Regions from separate parts of the Mus musculus genome. Here all the other regions are linked to region 1. The links are chromatin contacts, found by Hi-C or POLR2A ChIA-PET in ENCODE. All regions are on one chromosome and are shown on one strand. The core of a region is the stretch at or near the end of the contact, and the rest is flanking DNA. Distances in the headings are between cores, read along the strand shown. Region 1 overlaps Slc38a1 (solute carrier family 38, member 1). Region 2 holds the start of Slc38a1 (solute carrier family 38, member 1). Region 3 has its middle 13 kb from the start of Gm32457.

The links. Hi-C counts contacts between places; a loop is a spot of excess contacts on that map. ChIA-PET counts read pairs that join two places held with the same protein, here RNA polymerase II (POLR2A).
Region 2: a map of heart shows a loop between it and region 1 (1.8-fold over the local background). The contact joins the promoter of Slc38a1 here to the enhancer-like site in region 1. A Hi-C loop is called at or near these places in 4 of 37 maps with a recorded cell type or tissue (heart, left cerebral cortex and v-Abl transformed pro-B cells). POLR2A ChIA-PET finds 5 or more read pairs at or near these places in 3 of 5 experiments (all embryonic stem cell).
Region 3: a loop to region 1 is called in a map of heart, with 1.9 times the contacts of the local background. The contact joins two enhancer-like sites. A Hi-C loop is called at or near these places in 2 of 37 maps with a recorded cell type or tissue (T-helper 2 cell and heart). POLR2A ChIA-PET finds 5 or more read pairs at or near these places in 2 of 5 experiments (both embryonic stem cell).

Annotation. Positions count from the first base shown.
Region 1 is chr15:96,602,308-96,606,874 of GRCm38, reverse strand. All of the region lies in intron 4 of Slc38a1 (solute carrier family 38, member 1), which reads left to right. Among named protein-coding and RNA genes, the nearest start is that of Gm32457, 23 kb to the right of the region's middle. Within about 2 kb of position 2,401, at least 2 of the 3 ENCODE cell types and tissues checked have a DNase peak (open chromatin) inside an H3K27ac peak, as active enhancers do; they include heart, where a contact is called at or near this core.
Region 2 is chr15:96,641,445-96,646,414 of GRCm38, reverse strand. Slc38a1 (solute carrier family 38, member 1) reads left to right here and starts at 3,502. Exons shown (of 16, transcript NM_001166458.1): 1 at 3,502-3,924.
Region 3 is chr15:96,565,982-96,570,660 of GRCm38, reverse strand. No RefSeq gene overlaps it. Among named protein-coding and RNA genes, the nearest start is that of Gm32457, 13 kb to the left of the region's middle. Within about 2 kb of position 2,673, at least 2 of the 3 ENCODE cell types and tissues checked have a DNase peak (open chromatin) inside an H3K27ac peak, as active enhancers do; they include heart, where a contact is called at or near this core.

The DNA of each region.
Region 1 (4,567 bases), core at 1,152-3,651:
TATTAGTGTATCTCGGTGTGTGTGTGTGTGTGTGTGTGTGTGTATGTGAGTATTGTGTGAGTGAGTGTGTGTGAGTGTGTTGTGTATATGTGAGTATATCTGTGTGATTGTGTGCATATGTGAGTTAGTGTCTTTGTGTGTGTGAGTGGTGTGTGTGTGTGAATATGTGTGTGTGTGTATGTGTGTGAGTGAGTGTGTGTATGTATGTGAGTGCCTGAGTGTGTGTGTATGTGTGTGTATGAGTGTGGTGTGTGAGTGTGTGAGAGTAAGTGTGAGTGAGAGTGTGTGTATGAGTGGTGTGTGAGTGACTGTGTGCATGAGTGTGTGAGTGTTGGCTGTCTGTCCTCTCTCAGCTCTGTGCTGGTTATCTGACCTCCAGGAGCTCTCTAAGCTTGCATTATCACTTAGCTCTGGGTCACCGTCTTAGGGTGTTCCTTGCGGTGTCTAACACTAGTTTTGATCAATTATGGAAAATTTCAGACATCGAGGGGAATAAACATTTCATGTTCCCTTCCTTCCACAATTAGACTTGCTTGACCAACTCCACTCCCGGATTGTCTCGAAAACCAAGCCATCGCACCGCTTTATTCACAGACATTTCTGAATGACTCTAAAATGCAAGCACTCTTAATGTCATAGCTAAAACCTACAGTTAAGGTTCCTTACTGTCAAATACCCAACTGACATTCAAATGGCTCTGAATTGCGTTTTTATAGTTTTGAGGCGGTGTCTTACTAAGAAGCCCTCACCCTGCCTCTGCCCCTCTGATGCTGGGATTGCAGGCATACACCACCATGAACAGATAGAAGCAGCTGGGTTATTCCCATATGGTCTACCGGATGCAAATGGCCACTACACCTTATATCTCTTTTAATCTGTATAGGTTCCCCACTTCTCTCCAGTTTCCCCATGGGATTCATTTGCTGGACGAACTGGGCCATCTGTCTCATGGATTTCGCTGCCGTCTGTTTGCTGTCTGACCCCTGTGCTCCCAGTTGACCTCTGTTCTGGGTGTGCCCTTTCATTTCGCACTTAAACAGTGTGAGGTAGTGTCTCCATTTCAGCTCTGGTTTAGAAGGGGAAAATGAAGCCAAGTGGGGCCCAACAGTCTGCATCGGGCCTGTAGATAGTGTGTCCCCTAAGATACTTGCAGAAGCCCTTCGCGCCAGGAGCCACCAATGTGAGTTCTGTAGGATGTGCCTCTTTGGCTGTAAAGGTTCTCCTTCCTGCAGGCCATGGCTGCCTTCTTTGTAAGACCAAGTGAAGTGAAAGGGATGGATAGGGGAGAGTGTCCCCGGGGGGCATGTGTTCCTGAATGTTCCGTTTTCATTACAAGCCATGCCTGTATTTCCTACCTTGAGACTGTGTCTGAAAGAAAGGCTCTCACTATGTGTGTGTGTAGATAGATAGATAGATAGATAGATAGATAGATAGATAGATATAGATATAGATATAGATATAGATATAGATATAGATATAGATATAGATATAGATATGGATGATATAGATATCCCAGGCTGGCCTCCAACTTACAGTCATCCTGCCTCAGTTTCCTAAGTGCTAAGGTTACAGATATGTGCTGCCATGCCTGGCTTGACCTATACTGTATGTTGACCCATGTCTTCAGATTTTCGCCAAAACAGGAGAGGAACAGCTGCTTGTATTTATGGTGTATATGGTGGTGTGGGTGTGTGGGTGTGTGTGGGGCTCTAGCAGCTTCTTCAAGGAAATTAAACACACTCAGCATATTTTCAGCCCACCCTCCCATTTCCTCTGGCTTCTTGGAATATTGGCAGCGCCTCTGGGGGATTCTGGTGTGAACTAGATTGATCTTGTCTTTCTCTTCAGGTTCCTCCAGCTATCTATGTCTCTTCTCCCTCCAGAATGGACCTGTTTTGTGTGTGTGTGTGTGTGTGTGTGTGTATGTTAGCACAATTTATTAGTAAGTAAATTAATACAGTAGAACAAAGTCCTGTTGGTGACTCCACTGGGGAGCTGGAGTAAATCCTTGTATCCAATCTATCATTCTAGAAAGATCAATGATTTAATTATGCTGGTCTAGGGATACTTGATGTAGCCGGTTGCCTTTGAATTTCTGAACAAAGCTAAGGATTGGATAAACGGTGCTTAGTGTTGAAGGGATCGGGTTCCCCGGATGAAGCCATGAGAAATCATTTTATTCGATATGATACATACACTCGAAGAGCTAAAGAGGCACATCTAACTCCCGAGGCGGAGGCTCAGGAGGACTGGAGTATAAAGACTCAGAAGTTCCTCACAGAGCATGAAACTTTGTAGCTTCAGAACAAGGAAGCACTGACTTGTTTAAAGGCCAGCTGCCCCTGCAGCTGCTCCGAGCCAGCCAGCAGTTGGCAGCCTCAGGTATCAGCTGCTCCGGGGCCCTGATCCAGCTCACTGGCCAGCAGGGAAGGGGCCTCCCAGGCTGCCGGGCTTCCATAGAGCCTCAGCTGGGAAGGCTCCTTCCTGTCGCCGTGGGGCTGGGCGTGGAGCTCTTCACTGGGTCTGGAAACTTCTTGGTGTGCTTTCTTTTTCTTGGATACGTTTTGGGTTCAGTTTTTGGACTAGCATAATGGCTGCCTTTACCATGTGCCGTACCTAATTCAATAAAACTCAAAGGAGTTCTGCTCTCTCAGAAGAAAACCATTACCTTTTGTATTTTACTGAATTTGGGGTCCTTTTTTTAATAAGCATTCCCCGATCTTCATCGTAGCAAAACTGAGAGAAGGGCAGGCAAGGCAGCCCAGCAGGTTAAGAAAGCCCTTGCCCACAAGCCTGCTGACCTGAGCTTGACCCCCAGGACTCACCAGGGTTAGAGAGGACCACCCTCTGCCGGTTGTCCTCTGACCTCCTTGTACATGTGCACTGTGGGGTGTGCACCTACCCCAACACGAAATAAGTCAATAAATGCAATTTTTAAAAAAGTTAGTATTGAGCAGAGCATCAGTATCGGTGGCACGTGCCCGTAATCCCATCACTCAAGGATGCCGAGGCAGGAGGATTACAAATTGAAGGCCAGCTTGGGTTTTATATATATAGCAAGACCACATCTCCACAAACAGCCCTTATGTACAATGCAAATCAGTACTGATATGGAACAATGATGTCCATTTTTATTTTTTACATTTTCTAAATATTTTTGTTAAAATTTTATAGGAATTGGGTCTCTTTAGAATATATAATTTTCACAGTACTAAATAAATGAAATACTTGTGGAGTCCGGTTAGACAGTAAACTATCCTTTTCCGTGACGTTTTAACACATTTTTACTATCATTTTAACAGCATCACTTTTAAAGTTATAATCATTTTGAATTTTTAAAAAAAATTTACTGAGCTGAGTGTGGTGGCGCATGCCTTTAATCCCGGCGCTCAAGAGGCAGAGGCAGGAGTTCCAAACCAGCCTGGTCTACACAGAGAGTTCCAGGACAACCAGGGCTGCGCAGAGAAACCCAGGCTTTCACTGTAGAATGCTAGGATTTCGGATGTGTGCCTTTTCATCCGGCTTTTTGCTCAGGCTTCTTGGACTGAACTTAAGTTGTCAGCTTTGCACAGCATTTCTGTCTTCTGCAACACATCTCCCTAGCCCAGCCTTTAGACCGAAGACCTTGAAAGAAGAGCGCAGGCCCCTGATAACCTCCAAGATAGTAGTAGCTCATCATGGACAGTGAGTTTGTAAGCCATCCTTTGCTGCCGTTAATTTTGAAACAGCATTACAGTCTGCAAAAGTAGTAGTTCAGGTTTAACTTAGTTGATTATAGTGTCAGATGTCTATCTGCATCAGATGAAGAGTTCCTGTCTTGCTTGGGTAGTGACTGTAGAAACAAAATAGGGAAGGTGTCTAATAGCACATTGTTCAAAGTGGCAGGGAAAGTGTCTAAAAGCACATGGTTTGAAGTGCTACGTAGGAGGAGGTGTGGTAATTGGTACCGGCCCCTAGGACTCCAGGGCTGCTATGAGAGGTGATTGAGTGTGCGATGCGTGTGCACGTGTGTGTATCTGTCTGCGTGGGTGAGGAACGGTGCAGTCACTGTCAGTAGCACCTGGCAGAGAAAGAACTCTGTAGTCAGCACTGTGTAGATAGAGGACTAGGTTAATAGTCACTAAATACTTATTACCATTTACTGCACAGTAACATAGATAAATATACAAACCACATTATCCCGTTGAAGTCCCCACCACCAACACTGCAGGCTAAGTATTAGTCCCACGTAACCCCCAAGAACTATCCTGGAAAACTTAACTGAGGCTTAGTAACTGTGAGCTAGAATCTAGGGGACCAGGATTCCATCCTGACTTGTGTAATCCGAAAACACGGGACTTCACTGTTGTCACCCTCGGGGACCAGACCTGTTGTTAATGTATTAGAGAAAACACAGCCTTGACAATGGATGTCGGTCGGTTACTGTTCACTTCCTGGTGTAGTTCAGCTTTCGGGCGATGAACGCGATCATCAGCACTCCTGAGTGATCGTTCCGAGGTTCCTTTAAGAATACGCTCCTCCACCCAGAACAGGGGAACAAGCTTTGCGGGGTCAGACTGTGCAGATT
Region 2 (4,970 bases), core at 2,253-4,752, 38 kb before region 1:
GTATAGCCCTGGCTGTCCTGGAACTCACTTTGTAGACCAGGATGGCCTCAAACTCAGAAATCCACCTGCCTCTGCTGGGATTAAAGGCATGCGCCACCACGTCTGGCTGATCATTTCCCATTTTATAACCTCTTTATCCAAATGACAGCATCCTTTGCCTTACAGAGCTTTTGGTTTTCATAAGGTCCCGTGTATTAATTGTCCTTAGGGCCCGAGCTACCAGCGTCTTGATCAGAACGTCTTTCCGTGGGCCAGTGAGTTCAACACTATTCTCCATGTTCTCTCCTGTCAGACCCTGTGTATGTGGCCTTAGGGGAAAGTTCTTGACCTATTTGGCAATGGCTGTTGCGTGAGGTGGTAAGTGTGGATCTATTTACATTCTTCTATATATGTTCTATTTGCCATCCTCCAGTTTGACCCCTACCATTTGTTGTAGATGCTGTGTGTGTTTCCAGTGTGTATTTTTGGCTTCTTTGTTAAAAATCAGGTGTCTATAGGTGTGTGGAAATATGTCTAGGCCTTCCATTCAGTTTATTGACGTGTCTGTTTTTACGCCAAAACCATGCTGTTTTTATTACTACAGCGCCATAATACAACTTAAAATCAGGGATGGTGATACCACCAGCAGTTCTTGTATTATTCGGGATAGTTTTGGTTATCCTGGTTTTGTTGTTCTTTTTGTTTCCCTATGAAGTTGAATTTGTCTTTTCAAATTCTATTTTCTGTCCCTTAGGACAGCTTGGTAAAGTCTGCCATTTTATCCTGACTACTTTAGTACCATTCTGGTCAGTATGCTCACTTGCAAGTGGTGGGTAAATAAGTCACAACCCGACAGCAATGCCTGTGGTGCCCATAAGTCTAACACAGGGCAAACTGAGAAAGACTGGAAACAGAGGCTCCTATCTCAAATGTAATGGCCTGGACCCTTCCTATTTCCCAGCTAAACAAGGGTCTCACAGAATCCAGGAAGTTCTCAGCTTTAGACATGGAGAACTGTCTCTGGGTTTCAGATTTAAGATTACAGCTGTCCGGTTTGGGGGTAAAGCCTTTAACCCTTCAATCAGGGATGAGGGTGGCATGCCCTGTTTAGAATGTTCTGGAGAGTAAATGCTTAGCCCTCCGCTGGTCTCTTAGTGAGCGCTCGGTGAGTGAGGAAACATCTTCATGGCATCATCTAAAGATCCCAAGAAGACTACCGAGGTTGGGTTTACGGCTGACCTACTGGAAGGACTTCAGAAGGGAGCTACCAGGCACTTCTTAAACCCTGCCTCTGCCATACTCTCAGGATGTCTCTCTAACAGTCTTTCTATGAAGCGGAGGGCCACGGATGCATTTGTCCCCTCGGTGGCAAATGTCAACTAAAAATCCCTGGGAAGGGGTGGAGAACCCATGTCTGGGGTGGTCTGTGCTTCTAAAGACTGCCCATGGACTTTTAAATCAGACTCGAGTGGGAATCCGTCCCCTCCTCTGCCGATACGGTCAATGTTCCCTCCTCTGTGGATCTGCTTTCTCGTTTCAGAAAGGACAGTTAATACCCAACTAAAGTGAAGAGGATTAAATGTGAAAACAGCGAGAGTGCGTAGCCGAGAAGCATAGAAAGCGTGTAGCCGAGAAGCTAGTGAGTAGGACGAGCTGGGTTCCTATTTCATTCAGCTCGAACAGCCCTGAGTAACTAGTCGTTCTGTGTACAGGAGCTGGCAAGTTAAGTAACATCCTGAGCTAAAAGGCTTGGGATCATGTTCTCTGCAACACCCATGAGTGTACATCTTTTTTTAAAAGACGCACAACCTTCAACAGGCTTTTTTTTTTAAACATAGTTTTAAAAATACTTCATTTATTTATTTATTTATTTACTTACACTCCAGACCCCATTCCCCTCTCAGTCCACTCTCCCTCCAACAGTTTCACATCCCATACCGCCCCCCTTACCCCCCCTCCACGAGGATGTCCCTAGAACCCAACCCCCACCCAACCAGACCTCTAAACTCCTGGGCCCTCCAGTCCCTTGAGGGTTAGGTGCATCTTCTCTGGCTGAACCCAGACCGGGCAGTCCTCTGCTATATATATATGTGTTGGGGACCTCATATCAGCAGGTGTATGGGCGGGGGCGGGGGCGGGGGCGGGGGGGGGTTAGTCCAGGTTAATTGAGTCTGCTACTGGCCCATATACCTATTCAGGGTAACTTATTCAGTCATAATCGTAACAAAATCGTAAATTTTGACTTCCTCTAGGAAGAAAGGTAAAAAGAATGGACTTTCGGTGTAAACTTAGAGTGTTACTATAATACATAAGTTTTTCACACAAAGAAGGAGCAACAGGACAAAAAAAAAATGGGGTGGGGGGTGGGGGGAGATGCTGTGTTTGAGGAAGAAACTGCCCTTCTGATTGCAGTGACCTTCCGGTTTCCAGGCATGTTCAAGAACACACCTCCCACTTGTTTCTTTGGAAGCCAGTGTTTAACTCACCACGACCATTTACGGCCATTGGAAGGGAGCAAGAATACCAGCCACTAAAAAGCTTAAATCTTGGTTGGCCCCCCACTTTCCCAGAGGAGACTGAAAATCTGTAAGCACCGCAAAACAGCATTCATTACTCAGCCTCTTGAAAGGCTCCAGGTAGAGTCATTTTTGAATCATGATTCAACCGCCATTTCTTGTTTTGATGGAACAGTGATGGCTAACATGTTGATGGCTAACTTTATGTTTAAAAATCTCTGTGCTTAAAGCAAATTTCGACCTCCAAATGTTAAGCGCTACTAGGGGTTAATCTTTATTATTATTATTATTATGGTTTTTTTTTTAACTGCTGGTTCTGCTTCTGTAAACAAGCTTGCAAGAGAACAGATTGAAGCTTTGTATTCTTTGCCTTTGTAAACCCTTGGCTGAGGTGTCTGGGTGCTACATTCGGAATTCCATCTCGGCGTCAGTGTCTGAATAAAATCCTCTTGGTTAAAATTTATTAGTGGTCAGGCTGATGAATCTCCGGCCGGACCCAAAACAGGAGCCATCCGGATGAGAGGGACTCAGGCTTCCACGCGGCAGACTCCGTGGTGGTGGTGGTCTCATTGGCTGGTGTGTAGGTGGGATTTCCTGTCGCCATTTTAAGGAGAAGCGACTGTGCCAGCCAGTCAGTTAAGGGGCTGCACTTCAGACAAAGAGTGGGGCAGGAGAAGTAACCCGAGGCGGATATGGCTTTCAGCCTGTTCCTTTTTCCAGGCCCAGCAAGGGTAGAGTCACGTGGCCGGGGCAGCAGGGCTATTGGTGCAGACCCCTTGGGTTATTGTCACACTCTGAGTCCCAAGGGGTCCCCAGAGCTGCTCTGGGGGGGGGGGGGGCGGGACTGTAGGTGTCCAGGTTTCCAAAGGTGTCCCCGCGCGTCCCGTAGTCCACCACCGCCCCTGGGTCGCGGGGCTACCCTCACGCTGCTCCCTTCCCACAATGCAACTCCGTTCGGTGAGGCCCTGGCGTACCCCAAGAGACGGCCCCCTGCCACCGCCTGGGCGAGTGAGCCGCTCCACCTCCAACCCCGAGGGTGCGGGTGCGGCAGCTGTGGCCCCAGCTGAGGCCCCGGGAGGGCGCAGGCAGGTGCCGGGAGGCCCGCAGCCTCCGTATGCTCGGGTACCACCAGCGCGTTGTTCGCGCATCCGCTCGCACTGCCCTTCCTGGATGCTCGGTGTCCGCCAGCCGCGGTCGCCTTGCGGTCTGGTAGCCCAGGGGGGAAGAGGAGCAAGAAGGCGCGGCGACCAGCGGCATGTGACCCGCACTGCTCTACCGCACACAGCTCAACTCCGCCGGCGCGCGGGCATGGAGGGATGATGGTCTGAAAGGCCGCGCTCCCGTCCCCAAACTGCCGAAGAGAAAGGGCGACGCGCCTCGCAGGAGCCAATGAGTCAGGTTGGAGCCCCTCCGCGCCGGGCGTGTGAATGTAAGTGCTGGCGGGCAGAGTGTGGGTGGGGGGAAACTGATGCAACCAGCCCTGGGAGGAGGAGGAGGAGGAGGAGGAGGAGGAGGAGGAGGAGGAGGAGGAGGAGGAGGAGGAGGAGGAGGTGGTGGTGGAAAAGGAGGAGGAGGAGGAGAGCTGTGGCCACGCCACTCTTCCTGAAGGTCGCCGGTAACCCGGCCTTTTACCTTCCTCCGAAACCCGCCACGCGGATCCTCCCCGCCCAGTCTTACAGACCTGGGGCCACCTTTCCCTAGCTAGTCCTTGACACAAAAAAGGACATCTAACTGCCGGGGACGGCCTGGAAGGGCGGACACTTTGGTGGCGCCTTTCCCTTTATTTCTCGAGGTAAGGTGCTTTTGGAGGGCAGAGGGAGCGGCGACTTGGAGGGAAGGGGAGTTTGAACAGGAAGGGAAGGAGGTAACTCAGACAGCCTCCATGTCTCGTGGACACGGGCAGAGCGTCGCGGCGCCTTTCTAGAAGGCAGGAGTCCGGTGCCCTTCCCTGAACGCAGGGACTCCAGATACCGCCGTGGCGTACAGTACCTTACTTTGTAGACCTGGTTTTATGGTGATGGAGTGTGCCACCAGATCTGGTGTCACTTTCGCGAATTAGGAACCAAGCATGCGATGTAAGGGGCATAAGGTACACCGAGGAGTGAATCAGTCTGCATCTTGGGACTGGCCGGCAGCGGAGCCTCGGAGACCGGCTCCCCAGCGCGGTAAACAGGTGCACGTTGGCTGCACCTCCACGGGCTCGGCCCCTGTCTCCGTTCCGGTTAGTGGGATGATGCTGGCAGTGACTCACTTTCCTCTCCCTCTCTGGAGGCTCTCTCCCGAATGAAGAGCCAGTGATAGGCTACTTCCTCTAGAGCCTGGTCCGGTGGGGCGGGAGAACAAAAGGCCACTGCTTGCGCAGGACCCTTGCGCCCTGGTCTCCCCTCCCCCGCACCTGGCCCCAAACGTTGCGGCAAAACGCTTATAAACTGGTCCGCTCCACGCGAGGAGGAAAACGCGCGGAGATCTCTTGTA
Region 3 (4,679 bases), core at 1,424-3,923, 36 kb after region 1:
CCTGGACTAGGTGTGAGGCTGGCCATGTCTCCCAGGCCTGCTGATAACAACAGTCCACCCTACAGAGCCACAATGGTACATGCAGATCTCTAGATAGAAGTAGGACCATGGGTGTCCAGGCTGTGTGCCTGAACCGAGCTTCCGTAGGAATAAAGCTGATACCATTACCCTTCTTTGTTGTCTCTGTGTGCTTGTGTCTTTGGGACAATGTCTGTGGCTGTCCTAGAATTCACTGTTTAGACCAGGCTGCCCTGGAACTCACAAAGATTTACCTGCCTCTGCCTCCTGAGTGCCGGGATTAATGGCCTGTGCCACCACACCCCATAAACCGCCACCACTACCACGCCCCATAAACATCTTAATTGGTCAAAGTCACAAGGGCAAAGGTGTGAGTAATGAAAAATGTCAAGCCAAGCAGGGAAAAATTTACACATGGATAGACTGTGAGCCAATCTGGTATCTCTGACTCCTGCCCACTGTCACTCTGTGTGTGTGTGTGTGTGTGTGTGTGTGTGTGTGTGTGTGTGTGTAACATATCCTTGGGCTAGGGATGCTCTGTCCCACCCACCCCTGGAGAATAAACTGGGCTTTGGAAACTGCACCTCGGCCCTGTCTGCTGCCCCCTGTTTAGATGCTCCACTTGCATTGTCTGGAGAGGATGAATGGGGCCCAAATAGCTGGACCTTTTTAAAAAAACAAAACAAAACCCCGGGTTACTTTAAATTCTAGACTAATTCAAGTTGAATTGTAATCTGCTTGCTAGATTTAATATAATATCAAAATGACCGAATTATCAATTCATCTTAAAGGTACAAGCACTAAAACCAAACTGGTATTGGCATAAAAACAATGGCCACCATGGACAGCACAAATGGTACCAGAAAGGTGTTCTTTAGAACCTTACGAGGAAAATAAAGTTTTCTCAAATTCACGGTAGGGAAAGGAGGGATAGTTTAGAGAAACATTATCCTAGATCATTATAACAACACATCTAAAGAGAACTCAAAGACTTTGAGCAACACACACACACACACACACACACACACATAAAATACAAGCTGTATACTTGAGACAGGATGTAAAATCATGTCTTGCTGTTTGCATTTATTTATTTAAGACAGGGTCTCTGTAGCCCAGGCTGGCCTGTAATTCACTACGTAGACCAGGCTGACCTCAGACTCATAGCAATCCTCTTACATCAGCCTCCCGAGTGCTGGGATCAGGGTCATGAGCCGCCATTCCCAACTTTAACTCATTTAATAACTAAGGAACAGGAAGTTTAAAGATGATTTACAGTGTTGGACATGGCAGTACCCACGAGAATGAGGCAGGGGGAGAGCTGTCTAGACTACATGGAGAGTTGGAGGCTAAGCCTTGGACTATGTTGTAAGAACTTGAAGCATTAAATATTTACAAGGCTCTGGGTTCAATATTTTAGCACAGAGCCTCCATGGGAGGCTCAAAGAAGAATTCAAGAGCTGACACGGAAGCAACTGATGTAAGACTGTCCTTCTTAAGGAGGTCAAGGCTATTAATGTCTCAACCAGAATTCATTTCCTTATCTCTGGGCAATAACAGTTTCTGTCTCTCATCAGTTTGCTACAAGTTACAGGATTGTAAAACAGCTCAAAGACAAAAATAAATTGCATAAATAAATAAAGGTAGGGCACAAAAGCAACTTGTAGGATATACAGAATAGCATCATCGAGAAGGGATGCACACTTTGTTCGCTGAAATCTTGCCCAGTACTTTTTTTTAAACCTCTTTCAAAGTCAGAAGTCCTGACACAATCAAAGTCTCGTAGATTATTGGAGGTAATAAAATGGCGGTTCTCCGTATGGTCGGCCTGTGTATCTGGGTAGGTGTGGTTTGATGTTAGGTGACCCTAAAGGCTTCCTTTTCAGTCTAGAATTGTGCAGTGCTAAGTAGCTACTGGTGCAATAGAACGTAGCTTTAAAAGTTCTTTTTTTTTTTTTTTTTTTTTTGACTAGGAAGCAAACCTAAGAAATGTTGCATTCGCCTGTCCTGTCTATGTATTTAAGAGAATTCCTTCCTACTTGAATGTCCCTATGGCTGACGTTCCTTGTCTAAGAGGAAGTGCCTTTGTTAGCCTAAACAAGATTAGTGACCTGCCTTTGGAACTAGGGCACAGGTTACAGGCCTGTAAGGTTGGCTCTAGGCCAGTTTTCTTGGGCGAGCTTTGCAGGCGTTAGCTCCTTACTGTCATTACTGTCATTACTGTCAAATGGCCAGCAGTCTCCAGCATGATCTTTCGAGGCAGGCCAGGGCAACATTGCCTTGCCAAAGTAGAGGGACTCAGTCACAGTGTTCAGAGAGGACAGAGAAGTTTAATTCTGTTTTGTTGAGGAAACTCTACTGCACTGCCGTACACTGACAGCTTGAGAAGAAGGACCCATGGCTTCCTTATATAGCCATGAAATGGGGCATTAAAATCCTGTCAGCTCAGGGAAGCTTTTCTTCTCAGGTCATCCTGCCCTCTGGGATTCTGTTCTGCTGGACCTTGGGTTGTCACTTGGTGTACATAAAACTGTTGCTCCTGGATTGAAAACAGTCCCGGGCATGCTTGCTGCTGCACTGGTGCAGCCTGGGATGTGTCTAGGGGAGGTCAGCTCAGAAGCCTGTGCCCAAGTGTCTGCTCTCGGAGTGTCAGTAGTCAGTAGTTTAAGGTCCTTGGCACACCGTCCCTCTCTGTGAGATTCTGGGCAAGGCCGTGCTGTGAGGAGCCCATTATTAGCCTGTGGTCTGTAACAGCCGTGGGCAAGCTTCAGGGAGCAGAGGCCTGTGATGAAGAGACTATACCTGGGTGGCTACTTTAGTAGCTCATGACTATCTTTTTTTTTTTTCTTTTTTTGTTTTTGCTTTTTCAGACAGGGTTTCTCTGTGTAGTCCTGGCTGTCCTGGAACTCACTCTGTAGACCAGGCTGGCCTCAAACTCAGAGATCCACCTGCCTCTGCCTCCCAAGTGCTGGGATTAAAGGTGTGCACCACCACTGCCTGCTATGGCTATTATTTTATCCACCTGCCATAGGTCTTTTTAAAATAAATTTGCAAGGCTGTGTAGTGTTCCACTGGAAGGTCACCGAAAAACTGCCAGTGCCCATGCCTTCCCCCTATTTTAGTGTCTTCAAGGCTTTTCTACAAAGTGTGCATCTCCAACTCATCTGTAGAGAAGGAGAGTCTTTCTTGGTCCAAAATAGAGCTGCCTCACACAGTTCTGTGGCTGAAAAGTTCAGGGTCTGCTAGGGAGGGACTGAGGAATGCTGGGAGAACCTGGAAGCCAAGTCTACTTTGGTATGTTAAATATTCACCTCAGCTGTTTGTCCCGGGTCTGAATCCCAACAAAGGTGAGGACCCCAAGGCTCCATGAAAGGCCAGACACCTCCGGAGACTCCCATCCCCCTCGGAGCTGTTTGCTGTGCCAATGAGGAAATTACTTTTACTTTCTCGACATCTTGCACCACCGCCACCGTCTGTCTTTCCCGGATGTTGGTTTCTCTGTCTGTCCCATGCAGCAAGCTCGTGGCTCCCCTACAGGCGCACCAGCATCCCCAGGTACAGCTCCTCTGGGCTTTGAGAAGAACCTTACTCAAGGTTGGGATACCCGACTGAACATCTCAAAGCAGCACTCAGAAGGGAGCATGCCCATCTGCCGGTCCCCTCTCCGACCACAAGGAGCACTTCCGGAAGCCTCAGTCAGCCCCGCCTCCTCCAGGAGCAGGGAACAGTCAGCCCCGCCCCCTCCAGGAGCAGGGAACAGTGCACTTGCCCTCCTAGGAGAAGCTTCCTCCTTGAACTTATTCCATGCAGAACCGGGGAATGGTATTGTCACTCCTAACCAAACCTAACCCTGGGATTAGAACCCAACGAACCAAACATCTTGAGGAGGAACGGTGGCAAATAGCGGATTCTCTGCTTGCCATTGCTGGCTGTTCTTTCCCCTGTACCTGCTGGACTATGCTCCTGGGAAAGGCCCACGGGGAAGGTCACACCTCCCCCATGCCTGCGCCCATTGACTGTGCCTCCTGCACTTCCATGGTGTTGGGCTTGCAACTGAAGCCATGCAAAACCAGCTACTTGTACCATGTTTTTACGTGCGACAGCTTTTAAAATGGACTAGTGATGCAGTCCTCTTTGGTCCCGAGGCACACTTCTCTTTCCTGCCTGCGTTTGGCCTCTATGTGGAGATAGGGAGTGAGTAAAGGAAGTCTCTGAGCAGAAAGTGGCAGACATCAGTCCTTTTATGGTTAGTGAACTCATTTAACAGGCAGTACATTCAGTGGGAGTGAGTCCGCAGTGTTCTCCCATAGTTACTTTAAAGCTGTGCAGAAAGGGAAGTGGGAATCTTTACTGGTCATTGTCTGATGCTTCTTTTCCCACCTCAAACATCATCCCAGTCTCAGGGTTTTGTTGCTGTGACAAAACAACATCACCAAAAAAAGCAGGTTCAGGAGGAAAGGGTTTGTTCAGCATACACTTCCACATTGCTGCTCATCACCAAAGGAAGTCAGGACAGGAACTCAAGCAGGGCAGAAACCTGGAGGCAGGAGCTGATGCAGAGGCCATGGAGGGGTGCTGCTTACTGGCTTGCTTGCTCCTCATGGCTTGCTCAGCTTGCATTCTTCTAGAACCCAGGACCACCAGCCCAGGGATGGGCCCTC